Linked DNA regions of Homo sapiens: region 1 is linked to region 2. Evidence: chromatin loops called from intact Hi-C (ENCODE). Cell type or tissue: endothelial cell of umbilical vein. All regions are shown on one strand.

Region 1 (8,000 bases), 360 kb before region 2:
GTTGGCCCCTTGTATGTGTTCTTTTGAGAAGTGTCTGTTCATGTCCTTTGCCCAGCTTTTAATGGGGTTGCTTGTATTTTTCTTGTAAATTTGTTTAAGCTTCTCATAGATGCTGGATATTAGACTTCTGTCAGTTTTATAGTTTGCAAATATTTTCTCCCATTCTGTAGGTTGTCTGCTTACCCTTTTGATAGTTTCTTTTGCTGTACAGAAGCTGTTTAGTTTAATTAGATTCCATTTGGCAATTTTTGCTTTTGTTGCAATTGCTTTTGATGTCTTTGTCATGAAATCTTTGCTTGTGCCTATATTCTGAATGGTATTGCCCAGGTTGTCTTCCAGGGTTTTTATAGTTTTAAGTTTTACATTTAAGTCTATGTTCCATCTTCAGTTAATTTTTGTATATGGTGTAAGGAAGGAGTCCACTTTCAGTCTTCTGCATATGGCTAGCCAGTTATCCCAGCACCATTTGTTGAACAGGGAATCCTTTCCTCATTGCTTGTTTTTGTCAGCATTGTGGAAGATCAGATAGCTGTAGATGTGTAGTCTTATTTCTAGGTTCCCCATTCTGTTCCATTGGTTTATGTGTCTATTCTTGTGCAAATATCACTCTGTTTTGGTTACTGTTGCCCTTTAGAGTACTTTGAAGTTGGGTAGCATGATGCCTCCAGCTTTGTTCTTTTTGCTTAGGATTGCCTTGGCTATTTGGGTTCTTTTTTGGTTTCATACTAATTTTAAAATAGTTTTTTCTGTTCTGTGAAGAACGTCAATGGTAGTTTAATGGGAATAGCATTGAATCTATAAACTGCTTTGGAAAGTATGGCTAATTTAACAATATTGATTATTCCTATCCATGTGTATGGAATGTTTTTCCATTTGTATGTGTCATCTCTGACTTATTTGAGCAGTGGTTTGTAGTTCTCCATGTAGATGTCTTTCACCTTCATAGTTAGCTGCAATCCTAGGTATTTTATTCTTTTTGTGGCAATTGTGAATGGGAGTTTGTTAGTGATTTGGCTCTCGGCTTGTCTGTTGTTGGTTTATAAGAATGCTAGTGATTTTCGCACATTGATTTTGTATCCTGAGACTTTGCTGAAGTTGCTTGTCAGCTTAAGAAGCTTCTAGGCTGGGATGATGGGGTTTTCTAGATATAGGATCATGTCATCTGCAACCAGGGATAGTTTGACTTCTTTGTTTCCTGTTTGAATGTGCTTTATTTCTCTCTCTTGCCTGAGTGCCCTGGCCAGAACTTCCAATACTGTGTTGAATAGGAGTAGCGAGAGAGGGCATCCTTGTCTTGTGCCAGTTTTCAAGGGAAATGCTTCCAGCTTTTGCCCATTCAGTGTGATGTTGTGTCCCACTTTCAAGACTTACTTTTTCTTTATGTTTTTTGGATAGAAATAACATTAAATTGTCTCTTATAAAGGGACACAGATTCAAACTTTTCCAGCCTCCCTCTCCTCCTCTTTCTCTGTTTGGGATACTCATAGTGAACAGTGGTTTACTAAATTGTGCTTTAGAGACTTTTGCTCTAAAGATAACGTCTCTCTGAGGATCAGCCTCTAAACTTAGGAGAGTTCTGCAAATTGGCTGAATCCCTAGCATACGGCCATATAGACCTAAGTATTACTTGGGAATCAAGTCTCTCAGAGGGATTCCTCTCAAGACAAAAGGATAGTGGTACAAAGGATTTCTAAGTGAGATTTTTGTTGTGTATCTTAAAGCCTACCCTAAACACCCAATTCTGTATTGATGCCTGGAAGAGTGCCGTAGTGATTGGGAAACTATGGGCTCAGCTTCAATAATCTATAGCCGTGACTAATCTCTGAACCGTTAAAAAGAAAAAAAAGTTACTTGGATAAGATGGCTGTCTTTAGTTCACAATGATCATTTAATCTATTCTAGAGAAAACGGAAATAACTTCAGGAGTTGGAAGACCATGTGTTCTAAAACACTGAGGTGTAGAATTTTAGTAAACACAGGTGTATTAATTTGCTAAGGCTTCCATGAAAAAGAACCACAGACTTGGTTGCTTGAACAACAGATATTCATTTTCTTATAGTTCTGGAGGCTAGAAGTCAGTCTGAGATCAAGGTGTCACTAGGGTCAATTTCTGCTGAGGTCTCTCTCTTAGTTTGTGGATGGCCATCTTCTCCCCATGTTTTCCTGTCTGAGGGTCTATATCCTAATCTCTTGCAAGAACCAGTAGTCATCTCAAACTAAAGCCCACCCTAGTGACCTCATTTAACTTTAGCTACCTCTTTAAAGACTTTATCTCCAAATACAGTCACATTCTGAGGTAATGTGGGGGATGAGGGATTCAGCATATACATTTGGGGGAGAGATAATTAGCCCATAACAGTGGATGACCCTTAGCCAGAAGTCTTCTGAGTTTATTCTGTTAGGCCAAGCAGGAACTTTTAAGCAAATGTCAAAAATGTCATGACTCATGTATAATGCCTCACTTTGCTTTTTTTATGGATTTCTCTAGATTTTTCAAACCTGACGTTTCATTGAAAAAAGGAAACTATCATCTCTGCTATAAGGTGCTTTAAAACCAATCAGGTCTAGGGGTTGTTTATATACATATCTTGGTGTTTCTTAACAACTTCTAGGTCACAGCATGTTTGGGAAATGGAAATACTGATCCTTCAGACTGTGGTCAGTGTACCACATGCTTATAGTTCCTCTTGGTTCTATTGCATCTTGAGGATACACCATTAACTGAACATATCCATAACTTTTGCTCAGAAAAACCATGGGCCAAGGAACATAGACTTAACTAGAAATGACTTACCTGAAACTGAGGAATGTGGGGGAAATCAGACCCAGGTCATGGAGTAATAGAATTTTGACCTGGAATGGACCTTAGATGCCACATTTCAGTCATTCACAAACTTCTTTAAAATTTGTTTTTGCCTTATCAGTGAAATTCAATATTAACAATAGATAATTGTTAATTATCTCATGGTTCTCTTTATATTGACTTACTTTATAAAGCCTTTAAATGTAGCCCCATCTAAATAAAAAATTATTTTGAATTAGAATTCAAGTATGTTGGACACATCACCTGACCCCTATAAATGTATAGATTCTTCCACACTTGCTCTCTTCTGTCATACAGCAGTGGATGGTGAGGATGCAAAGACTTTCAGGCCATAGGGGATGGTGGAAGCACTAACTGGAAAAAACCGAATGACTGCGAAGGAATGTGAGCTGAGATATTGGTGCTGTTTATTACAACAGATAGCCTGTCATGACTAATCGAGTCAACTTTGCAAGACTTTAGATATTTCAACCTCTTTGAAGGCTTTCCTTGCATATAAATTGTAGAAATGTCTTTTCATTATTTATCCCCAAATAGTTTTTGCTTACGTCAGTGCTTTTTATAAAGCCACTAAAATTATATTTTCAGTACATCTAGATTAAAAGTAATATGAAAATTAGTATATTACTTAATATCATCAATCCTTTGCATATTATGTTAAATATCCCATCTAATATTTTAATTTATTTCTGTTTTTCAGAAATTCAACACTTGCATGGGAAAAAGGCAAGTGTAGCTATATAGAGTACAAGCTGCAAATGCTCTTGACCTTGCTCTGATTAGGAATGCTAGGATTCTACCTTTGGATGAATTATCATCATATTTAGGCACTCAGAGTAAATCCTTAGTACACAGAAAATAGAAAAGAATTATTTATCACCAAGTATTTAGGCCAATTTGCAATTGCCATCACAGGCAAAAAGTAAAATTTAAATTTATTCATACAACCTATGTAACACAGAGGTTTAATTAACTTGAAAAACAAGGTCCCTTCTATTTTTTTTAGCAGCTTTAAAAAAATGGTTATTAAATTGTATTTGCTTTATTTGGCTTGCAGCTTGACAGGGCTGTTTTTGCGGGTGAGGGCATAAGGAGGTGGTTGTATTTGTTTCCAGGCTCCATTGGCAGATAAATACCAGTTATAGTCATTCTGGGGATGGGGATGGGGTTGGCAATAGTAAATAAGAACCAGTGTAAACAATCTAGGTTTTAAAGCAAATACGGTGATGGAATATTAAAGATGAAATGGAATCACTTTGTTCAATAATATTATTGAATGCCAGTGGGGTAGCAGCCACCTCGAGAGGTTATATACTGTGACTAAAGGGTGTGGACCAGAAACTAGCACAGCCCCTCCTTTCATGGGCTCACAGACAGTGCGTAGAAACACAAACACAGAGACAATAGACAATTCACTCAATGCCTGTGTGTATTCTAGTGTGTCCCACCAAGCCTGCACAAAAGCATCCTCTCAAGACCCACAGAAAAACTTCCTTCCTGATGTTATCCCTGCCTTTCCTTATTCTTTACCACTTCAGGATGACCTTACCCTGGGGACTTGACTTTGTTCCCAGAGCTGTATTTCACTCCTCCACTGAGCTTCAGGAACTCAGTGACTTGCTTAAGAGCTGAAAATTATCTTACCAGTCTGATGATCATAACTGGCTAATCCTGAATACTATTAGATTTGCCTTAAATAAATCCCAAATGTCAGTTATAAATGCAAAATATTTTGAAGTGCATTTTGGCAGAGGAATCTATGTAATACCTTAAGAAGTTTAATCAAATAAAAAGGTAAAAGTTTAAGCGACCAAATAACAAAACCATACTTTTTTATAAAAAGAAAAATTTAATATTAAAATAATACCCCAAAACCCTCATAAAAGGTCCAATCAGGATATCAGGAAGTTACAGAGATAGAAACAAAGATTGTAGTAGCGGAATTACATACATTAGATTAATTGGTCAATAATAAGCAAGTAAACTCTAGATTTAATAAACTCTTTTGAGAATATTAAATCTAGGGAGGTTTTCCAATAGATGTCACCATTGGGTTATAAGTCATTCTAATTTTATAAGCCTCTAGGAAATTTAACTCCGTAACTCTCAATTGGTTCTATTAGAAGACTCTTATCGGCTGGGTGCGGTGGTTAACGCCTGTAATCCCATCATTTTGCGGGGCTGAGGCCGGTGGATTGCTTGAGGTCAGGAGTTGAAGGCCAACCTGACCAACATGGTGAAATCCTGTTTCTACTAAAAATACAGAAATTAGCCAGGTGTGGTGGCAGGCGCCTGTAATCCCAGCTACTCGGGAGGCTGAGGCAGGAGAATCGCTTGAACCTGGGAGGCAGAGGTTGCAGTGAGCTGAGATTGCACCATTGCACTCCAGCCTGAGCGACGGAGCAAGACTCCGTCTCAAAAAAAAAAACAACAAAAAAAACAAAAACAAAACAAAAAAACACTCTTATCTTGGCTTCAAATAGTTTATGCTGTAATTGTTATTCTGGTATTTAGTATTTTCAATTTTTAGTGCAAATAATTATTAATTATATTTTTAAATGATCTTCTGAGATTGCCCTGAAAAGAATATAATTTTAACATCATCAGTGTATTACAAATATAACTTAAGAATAGAAAAAAACACAGAACAGAGTGTCTAATAGAATCATTAGACACCAAGACCTATATATCTCCACAGAAATTTGTAATATAAATTACATCAAATTTGGCCCGGAAATTAATTTTATTTTTAAATATAATTAACTTTTATGTATGCACTTGGACTACGTCTTTAAGTAACGTGAACAAATCTCAGAGTTCCTTGGGATTGGTCACTATTTGAAGAGCAAAACTAAACCGTTAGAGATATCCTATCCTGACTGTGTCTGAGGGTTGGATTTTATCATTTGAAAAAAATGCTTCAGTTCTACCAAGGATTCAGTCTTATTCAGTGTAACGCATGAAATAAAAAGCAAAATTAATCACTTGCTGTCTCTACTAACTCACTAGACGTGCTTGTTAGTTTTATTTGTCTTTCTTTTCAATTATTAATCAATGTCATGAGGTGGATCAATATACTAAGAGCTTCTAAATACAATATATAAGCCTTAAGAATCAATAGTGATATCATTCATATAAGGGAAAAAATTGAATTTATGGCTACACTGAAACTTAGATCACATGTTTCTACTTCTTTTATTTTTTGTTTTCAATTTTTCTGAATTCAAGGTTATATGTTTATTATACAATATATAAAAAAAGAAAAAATAAAAATTATTCATAGCCCTGCTACCACCCAAATGTGATCATTGCTAAGATTTTGAAATGTTTCTTTTTATATATTTGTAAATAAAATTGTAATCATGTATGTGTGTAAATTAGGATCTTGTGGTTTAACTTTGTCTTTTTAGGCATTTTTCTATATTATTTTACAGGTTTCATACATATATATATATATAACTGGTACATACCATCTACTCTTGGTAGTTTATGTCTTTTTTTATTAAAATAGTTCTTCAATGATTATGTATGAAATTTCCCATTTTCATATTTCAGAGATAGAGATAGGTCAAATCACATGAATATTTTTGTGACTCTTAGAAAATATTCTCAATTTTATTTTACAAGAAGATTGGACAAAATTAAATTCCCACCCAAATGGATGAGAGAAACTAGTTCCTCAGGTTATCTCTAGTATTGGAAATTACCTGACTTTTCTTGTTGCTAATTTGGGAGGCTAAAAATATCTGATTTCAATCTGCCTATATCTGATAATTGATGATACTACTTTTAAAGGATCTTAAAAATGCTTAGAACTGGCCAAGGTACAGAATGTGTTTCTATTGCTAAAATAAATTTTTAACCTTTTATTTTTAATTCTCAAAATCTAATCTATATTGTCACCATTGGGCTCCCTCACAGAAGGATGTACACAGTTAAAAATTTGGGAATGGCTGAGTTTGGAAACATAGGACAAATGTTAAATTTATGGCACAAAAGTGTCTAATTGCTTTGCATAATAGAAGGTAATAAACAGAAAATTTTGTCCCTTTCATAACACTTTGTATTTCCATTCTACTAATCATTCTTAATAAATTTTGTCTATTCTTATTAATTTTGTTAAGAAGATGATGATATTCAGAAGCTACACATAAGAACACATTTGGAATTTTTGATTAATCATAATCCAAAAGCACAACAAAATTAAATATTCTCCTTCCTGAAATAAATATTTAATTTCCTTCCTGGCATAGACGCTGTTGCTGGCAGTGCTTTGGCTGTCAAAAGAAAATACATTTTACTGTATTTATATAAAGGCTTTTGGCCACTATAGAAATGGAATTTTCATTTGAAAATTTAAATTTTTTAAAAATTATACTTTAAGTTCTAGGGTACATGTGCACAACATGCAGGTTTGTTACATAGGTATACATGTGCCATGTTGGTTTGCTGCACCCATCATTTACATTAGCTATTTCTCCTAATGCTATCCCTCCCCCAACCCCCACCCACAACAGGCCCCAGTGTGTGATGTTCCACACCCTGTGTCCAAGTGTTTTCATTGTTCAGTTCCCACCTATGAGTGAGAACATGCGATGTTTGGTTTTCTGTCCTTGTGATAGTTTGCTGAGAATGATGGTTTCCAGCTTCCTCCATGTCCCTGCAAAGGACATGAACTCATCCTTTTTTATGGCTGCATAGTATTCCATGGTGTATAATATGTGCCACATTTTCTTAATCCAGTCTATCATTGATGGACATTTGGGTTGGTCCCAAGTCTTTGCTGTTGTGAATACTGCCGCAATAAACGTGTGCCATGTGTCTTTATAGTAGCATGATTTATAATCCTTTGGGAATATACCCAGTAATGGGATGGCTGGGTCAAATGGTATTTCTAGTTCTAGATCCTTGAGGAATCACCACACTGTATTCCTCAATGGTTGAACTAATTTACACTCCCACCAGCAGTGTAAAAGCGTTCCTATTTCTCTGCATCCTCTCCAGCATCTGTTGTTTCCTGACTTTTTAATGATTGCCATTCTAACTGGTGTGAGATGGTATCTCATTGTGGTTTTTATTTGCATTTCTCTGATGACCAGTGATGATGAGCAGAAAATTTAATTTAATGTGAAATTTCTGTTAAGGTTAAAAGAAGCAATAACCTACAAAAATCCCA
Region 2 (8,000 bases):
TGCAATAAATACATACAATTTTATCCATTGAGAAATAAATAAAATTTTAACTATTAAAAAAGAAGTAACAAATACACATACACATTTACGTGCAATTTTTCATGGAACTGCATCGAATGTATACAAGGATTTAGGGGAAAATTTTTAGTTTGTGATATTTAGTCCTCCAATCGCCAAACAGGAAATGTTTATTTACTTAGTTTTCAACTTACTTTTTTGTTGTTGTTGTTGTTGTCCTTGGAATTCTCATTAATTGCTTTTATATGGGATCAGTAATATATTTCCAGATTTGGTTATTGGTATTAATCTGGAATTTGATCATTTTTTAGTGGAGTGCTAACACATATTTTAGTATATCTAGTCGAGTATCCTACCAGGAGTAGAAGATTTATATAGAGGATTTTCACATGTAGTTCTTTATAGAAATACGTATGATGTCTTTGAGTTTATTTTCTCTGCCAGCCTGTATATGTATGCTTACAAAAAATACTTATCTATTTACTTTGTAGGTGGAAAAATGCTAATCACTGAAAGAAAACATTTTCGGTCAGGAAGAATTGCACAAAGTATGTCTGAAGCAAATTTGATTGACATGGAAGCTGGAAAACTCTCAAAAAGTTGCAATATTACAGGTATGGGAATTTATAACTGTTGTGATTTGTCCATGTAAGTATATGAAATTCATCACCAATAATTGTTGAAGGTCTACCTCTGAAAATGCTGGAAGATGAAAAGAATTATAAAATCTTGTTTTTATCATAGAAATAGTTAAAAAGATGTGCAAAATAAAATAGCACAGCCAACAGATTATGATAAATATTATAAAAAGGAAAAATGTTGTTAATAAATGAGTGTTATATGCAATAACTATAATGAATTTGGGGGTAAAAAGGCTCTCTGAAGGTTGATTGACCTAGGAAATCTTCATGGAGCATCAAAAAATTAACCTGATCCTCAGAGGAAAAGTAAGTTTTAAGAGAGTTAGGGGTAATTGTATTAAAGAAAAGTGTGAATATAAGAGAAATGCCACCTTTATTTTTCAAAATCCGTCTTCTAATTTTTAGCATATAACACTTAAAAACATTTCAATTAAGGTAATGTTTCTATGTATATTAAACAAAAGAAATTCTGACAGTTTGCTTGAATTATTTTTTCAGTAGAACTTCTGAAAATTTGGTTGGCTCTTCTGCCTGTCTCTAAAAGCAGCACTAGCTTCACAAAGTCTACAGAGTCTTTATAATTATTTACTAAGAAATGACCAAGTACGAGTTGCTCTACACAAACAAAAAATGGCTTCAATGTTGTGAGATATCTAGAAATTCTTATAATAGAAATGTAAATATTTTAATGTTACAAATTCTTAAGACACTTACTTTCCAAAATAATAATGCTTCAATTTCTAGTGGTAAAATTATTATTTGCCATTGCAAGCTTGAGTGCAATGAATTCATTTGATCAATAAAACCAATGGTGGTCTAAATTTTCAATGTTCATTTTATGAATTCCTTTTCCTGAAAAATGTTAATAACATTTCAATACAAAATTATAGAATTATCTAATAAATTAATGACTTTCTAACTTAGCATATTGTTTTAAACGTTATTTTAAATATTAACAGATGTATTTGATATTTTCTACATATTCAATATTATCTGAAAAGGAAAATATTAAATTAATATTCTGAATGTAATGAAACCAACAATTCAGTGCTTAGAAAAATATGGATAATTGAATAACTGATTTATTCTATTTGACCAGAAATTTGCTTTTGTAAACATGATACATAAAATAATAAAGCATAAGCACATGCTAGTCTGAGTCATTTTCAAGAAAATGTGTTAAATATATTATTAGGTCATATTAAATATTTATTTGTTTAGTTTATAAATCATGATGTCTTAAAATAACATTACATATGTTCAAAAAATAACCTGGTAGAAAAAATATTCTTCTCTCATTACATATAAATTTGAGCAAATTTAACATTGAGTTTATGTTAGCTAGTAGACTAGAGATCAGAAAGAAAAATGAAAAGTAAGTCCTGAATTTTTAAGCTATGGGAAAAATTAATCTTGATTGTAACTCACAGTGCCACCTTATCTTTGTTTTGCTTTGTCTTTCCTTAAATAACAAGAATGCCAGGACCCAGACTTGCTTCACAATTGGCCGGATGCTTTCACCCTTCGTGGTAATAATGCTTCCAAAGTTGCAAATCCATTCTGGAATCAACTGTCTGCTTCTAACCCATTTTTGGATGACATAACTCAACTAAGAAATAACAGGAAGAGAAATAATATTTCCATCTTAAAGGAAGATCCTTTTCTTTTCTGTAGAGAAATAGAAAATGGAAATTCTTTTGATTCCTCCGGTGATGAACTTGATGTGCATCAGTTACTTAGGCAGACTTCCTCAAGAAATTCTGGAAGATCTAAAAGTGTTTCAGAACTTCTGGACATTTTAGACGACACAGCACATGCCCATCAGAGTATACATAACTCTGACCAGATCCTACTACACGACTTAGAGTGGCTTAAAAATGATCGGGAGGCTTATAAAATGGCTTGGTTAAGTCAACGCCAGCTGGCCCGCTCCTGCCTTGATTTGAATACAATTAGTCAGAGCCCTGGATGGGCCCAGACACAACTTGCGGAGGTCACCATAGCTTGCAAAGTAAACCATCAAGGAGGGTCAGTACAATTACCTGAATCAGACATCACTGTTCATGTGCCCCAAGGTCATGTGGCTGTGGGAGAATTCCAAGAGGTGTCTCTAAGGGCTTTCCTTGATCCGCCACACATGCTTAACCATGATCTTTCGTGCACTGTGAGCCCGTTGTTGGAAATCATGTTAGGCAACCTCAATACAATGGAAGCCCTTTTGCTGGAGATGAAAATTGGGGCTGAAGTAAGAAAGGATCCTTTCAGCCAAGTCATGACAGAAATGGTGTGTTTACACAGCTTGGGTAAAGAAGGCCCTTTTAAAGTTTTAAGCAACTGCTACATTTATAAAGACACCATCCAAGTCAAGCTAATCGACTTGAGTCAGGTAATGTATCTAGTGGTTGCTGCACAAGCTAAAGCTCTTCCGTCACCAGCTGCCACCATTTGGGATTATATCCACAAAACCACCTCAATTGGAATTTATGGACCCAAATATATCCATCCCAGTTTTACTGTTGTTTTAACAGTTTGTGGACACAATTATATGCCAGGACAGCTTACAATTTCTGATATTAAGAAGGGTGGAAAAAACATATCTCCAGTTGTGTTTCAGCTCTGGGGGAAGCAGTCATTTTTACTTGACAAGCCACAAGATTTAAGTATTTCTATTTTTTCCTGTGATCCTGATTTTGAAGTAAAGACAGAAGGAGAAAGGAAAGAAATTAAACAAAAGCAGTTGGAAGCAGGTGAAGTAGTTCATCAACAATTTTTATTTTCTTTAGTTGAGCACAGAGAGATGCACTTGTTTGATTTTTGTGTTCAAGTGGAGCCTCCCAATGGTGAACCAGTTGCACAGTTCTCTATCACTACTCCTGATCCAACCCCAAACCTAAAAAGACTCTCGAATCTGCCAGGCTATTTGCAGAAGAAGGAGGAAATCAAGTCTGCTCCTTTATCACCAAAAATTCTTGTTAAATATCCTACATTTCAAGATAAAACATTGAACTTTAGCAACTATGGGGTAACCCTGAAGGCAGTGCTAAGACAAAGCAAGATTGATTACTTCCTTGAATATTTCAAAGGGGACACAATAGCTCTCCTCGGGGAAGGTAAGGTAAAAGCTATTGGTCAGTCCAAAGTGAAAGAATGGTATGTAGGAGTCCTCAGAGGTAAGATTGGACTTGTACACTGCAAAAATGTCAAGGTGATTTCAAAGGAGCAAGTAATGTTTATGTCAGATAGTGTCTTTACAACCAGAAATCTTCTTGAACAGATTGTCCTGCCTTTAAAAAAATTGACTTATATCTACTCAGTTGTATTAACCTTGGTGTCAGAAAAAGTTTATGATTGGAAAGTTTTAGCTGATGTCCTGGGTTACTCACATCTGTCCCTGGAAGATTTTGATCAAATTCAAGCAGACAAAGAATCAGAGAAAGTTTCTTATGTTATAAAGAAGTTAAAGGAAGATTGCCACACAGAGAGAAATACAAGGAAGTTTCTGTATGAACTTATTGTGGTGAGTATTGCTTGATCATGGTAATGAATTGCCATCGAGAATTGTATTAACTTGACAATATTTATAACTGAACATGTGAGAGGAGAAATGTTTAAAAATTCAACAGTCTTAAATACATTAAAGACACTTTATAGCAAATATAGTTTTTCCTACATGATCATAAAACTGGTTTCTTAAACTTGAGATTCAACTGTGATTTCCCCAAAAACCAGGATCATCTTTTAAAAGAAAATAAAAAGTTCTGTTTGTGCTGGGCTTAACAGTTCAGATACAACTTCTCTTCCTGTCTCAAATATTTAGACAACTCTTAAGATACCAGAGAGGCTCCATAACATGAAAGCAAACTAAAGAGAACTAACTTGGCCATTGTTAGGGATCTACTTTTCAGTGTGTGTGGGATTTTTTTCTTTCTTTCTTTTTTTTTTTTTTTTTTTTTTGAGACAAAGTCTCGGTCTGTTGCCCAGGCTGGAGTGCAGTGGCACGATCACAGCTCACTGCAGTTTCAACCTCCAGGGCTCAGCTGCCCAAGTAACTCAGACTGCAGGCATGTGCCGCCATGCCTGGGTATTTTTTTTTTTTTTTTAAGGGATGAGTGTCTCACTATGTTTCCCAAGATGCTCTTGAACTCCTGGCCTCAAGCAATCTTCCCACCTTTGCCTCCCAAAGTGCTGAAATTACAGCCATGAGCCACCACACCTGGCTGTTTCTTTTTTTTAATGTATTACCAATATCCTTTAGCAATTTAATATTCTTATGTATACAATGCATTACAGCCTAAACAATAATATTAGTAATTCTCATCTTAATCCTCATGTTTTAATAGGACTCCCAGTGCCAAATTCTTTAGTGTAGTATTCAACCCAGTGGAAGGCTCAGTGTAGAATTACAAAGTACTTTTTACCTTTAAAGTAGAAATTCAATATTTTATAAAAATAAAAAAAATCAAGATCATATTTCTAAAAATGGTTAAAACATGAGTGTAAAAATAAAAATGATTGTTAATGCTTCTCTAGTGCTTATTTAGCCATTAACAACTCTATGGGGTAAGTATAGCTAGTATCTTCATCTTATAGGTCGAAGAAACCAAGTCTTAAAAAGTTAGACAATTTGCCCACGTCCTACAGTTGCCTATTCTTATAGATGGGATTTGAATATTTTTTGGTTTCAAAATCATGCGTAAAGCCACTATGCCTTCATGAAACAAAGTAATGTGTGTGTGTATAAAAATGTTTGTATAAGTACTGTGTATGTGTAGGTATTTGTATTAAATATTATAATTGTGAAAGGCTGGTGCTCTGTAGAAGGTAAATAAAATTATATAGGCAGGTTCATGCAAAGGAGCAAAGTTTTAATCAAGATGCAAAAGAAGTAGAAAATATTTGGAGAACAAATTTAATCTGTGGCATTAACAATGATTCATATAATAAATAAATATATATAACATTATCTCTCTTTCAATATTTTTGATGATTCTACAGTGATACTTAGAGAAGTTGAAATTCAAAAGCTCCTATATCCAGTTGCTAAGTTGATAGATTTTTTATGGTGTGCTGCATTCTTACCTACCCTGGGACATTCAGAACTATTGGAGACTGAATGTTAGAAGCTGCTCTACCTGGTGGAAGCTGCGTGTGCATTTTGTAATAGCTCATTAACTCTCATAGCTCATATTTAACATTCACCTGCAAAGGTTTGAATTGGAAAATTAATTTCTTTTGTTTTTTTAGTGGCCTAAAAATGTTGTAATGGCCAAAGGTCATTAATGATGGTCTGAAAGTTCAAGCCTGATCATACCTGTATATTTTGGGGTATGATAATTACCAGAGTGCCTCAAGCGGCTAATTAGAAAATCTAGTAGAGACTCCATTCAAGCGGGGAGCTTCCAAGCTTTAGTGGAGGTTTCAGGATTTCTGTATGAAGAGGCTCAGGCCTGGTTCTCTGACTGGCAGGTGATGGAGCATGGGGTATAGAGTTGTCTCTTGAAACTTTATTTGCATAGTAAATATACATTTTTCTAGGATTGTATATTGATTTGGTGTGGCAGGGAGCGACCCGATAAGCTGAAAAAGACTGTGGGATCCAAACCCTTCAGTCATCTCTTGACATTGAGACTGGCTGTCCTTATATACTTGACACTCTCTAAAGCACTTCAGCATCCAATTTGATTTTCACAATGATTATGGAAGTTTAGACAAAGTGGAATTAACACTACATTGATTTTAAAAATCATTAAATAGAGATACTGTGTGATGCATGTAAAGTCTTATACTATGTGGAGCTGGATTTTAAACTCAGGTTTTATGGCTCCAAGTACAGATCTTTTCCCTAAAACAAGAAACTGGAATATAAAGTAGTAACCCCACTCCACAGTTTACTAAAAGCACCATCAGGGGCCCGCTAGCTCAGTATTGTTTCTCACTGAGGCTATAACTCTTCAGTATAAATGTATGGATCCATTTATGTATCAAAACCATGGGTAGTCCTTCTAATTGCATACTTTCAGGGGAATGAACATGCTATCAACTTTCATAGTTGCTTTACTTGCTTATTCATTTTAACTTATTGTTTCATATTGGTAGATAAAGCTCCAAAGTGCCATTAAATAATGAGGGGCTACCAAACATGTTTACAGTAGTTCCCCTTATCCACAGTTTCACTTTCTGTGGTTTGGGTTACCTACCATCAACCATGATTGACAAATAGGTGAGTAGAGTACAATAAGGTATTTTGAAAGAGAGAGGCCACATTCACATAACATTTATTAGAGTATATTGTTATGATCGTTATATTTTATTACTAGTTATTGTTGTTAATCTCTTACTGCGCCTAATTTATAAATTAAACTTTTCCATAGGTGTGTATGTATAGGAAAAAACACAGTGTGTATAAAATTTGGTACTATCTGCAGTTTCAGGCATCCACTGGACAGCCTTGAAATGTGACTCCTTTGGATTCTTGGATCTCCTTGGATTCCCCCTCCTAAGGGGGAGCTACTCTATTTGCTCATTTGAACAAAGAAGAGGTATAGATAGATGTAATCCCATATTTTAAAAATGGTACTCAAGGCAAAACACAAACTTGTAGACTTGTTTGAAACATGCATGGTTAGGTAAGAGCCTGATGGTTTTCTATTTTGCATTGTAGAAGACTAGGTGTTTTGTCTTTAATACCTTGTACTTTATGTTTAATACCATTATATTGGTGATGAGGGAGAGTATTTTTAATAAATTTATATATATATATTTTAAACTTATAAACATCAATAGCTTTGTTCAAAGTTGAAGGAGTGTCTCTTTTTTTTAAACACAGCAGGCATGATTCTGGGATGTTTTAAGTCATATTTTGGTGAAAATAGAATAATATTTACCATCACCAGTTCACATACACTTTAAAGAAATTCTTGTAGCCAATCCTCTCCTAGAACGAGGCTTTATTTCTTGTGAGTAAATAACTAATCCTAGAGTGATAAATTAGAGACTGCCGGAACTTCAGAGTACCATTGGAAGTGTGTAATTTAACTTCCTTTTTTCACAATTAAAGATACAAAGACACATATTAGTTAAGTGGTTTATCCAAGGTCCTATAATTAGCCACTGAATTAGTTCTAAATCTCCCCTAACTCTGGCTTAGTTATGTCTACTGTAGTTTGCTTATAGAATTTGCTTAAATGTGAATCAACTCCTTGAGCTTTAGAAAACTCGATTATACGTGTAGTGAAAAAAAAGGACTCCCATTTGTAGAATATGTAATAAAAATTCCAATTTATAGAGAGAAAAGCCCAAGTTAGTTGCTTTTAATTGTGACATGTAATTGTTGCTGCAGGC

What was found. Peaks named below come from ENCODE experiments on the same cell type or tissue, not always from the same donor. Only the 100,000 strongest peaks of a DNase experiment are listed, where the experiment ranks them.
Region 1: it touches region 2 in a loop (21-fold over the local background); 3 of 110 quality-filtered maps call a loop at or near these places.

The regions. Positions count from the first base shown.
Region 1 is chr7:20,516,094-20,524,093 of GRCh38, reverse strand. No RefSeq gene overlaps it. Among named protein-coding and RNA genes, the nearest start is that of ABCB5, 96 kb to the left of the region's middle. In endothelial cell of umbilical vein, no CTCF peak of the experiment used is centred here; a DNase peak (open chromatin) is centred at 4,383.
Region 2 is chr7:20,154,380-20,162,379 of GRCh38, reverse strand. It overlaps MACC1 (MET transcriptional regulator MACC1), which reads left to right. Exons shown (of 7, transcript NM_182762.4): 4 at 510-632; 5 at 2,135-4,176; 6 at 7,999-8,000. The coding sequence starts at 518. Among named protein-coding and RNA genes, the nearest start is that of MACC1-AS1, 16 kb to the right of the region's middle. RefSeq lists a silencer at 3,409-3,568. In endothelial cell of umbilical vein, no CTCF peak of the experiment used is centred here; no DNase peak of the experiment used is centred here.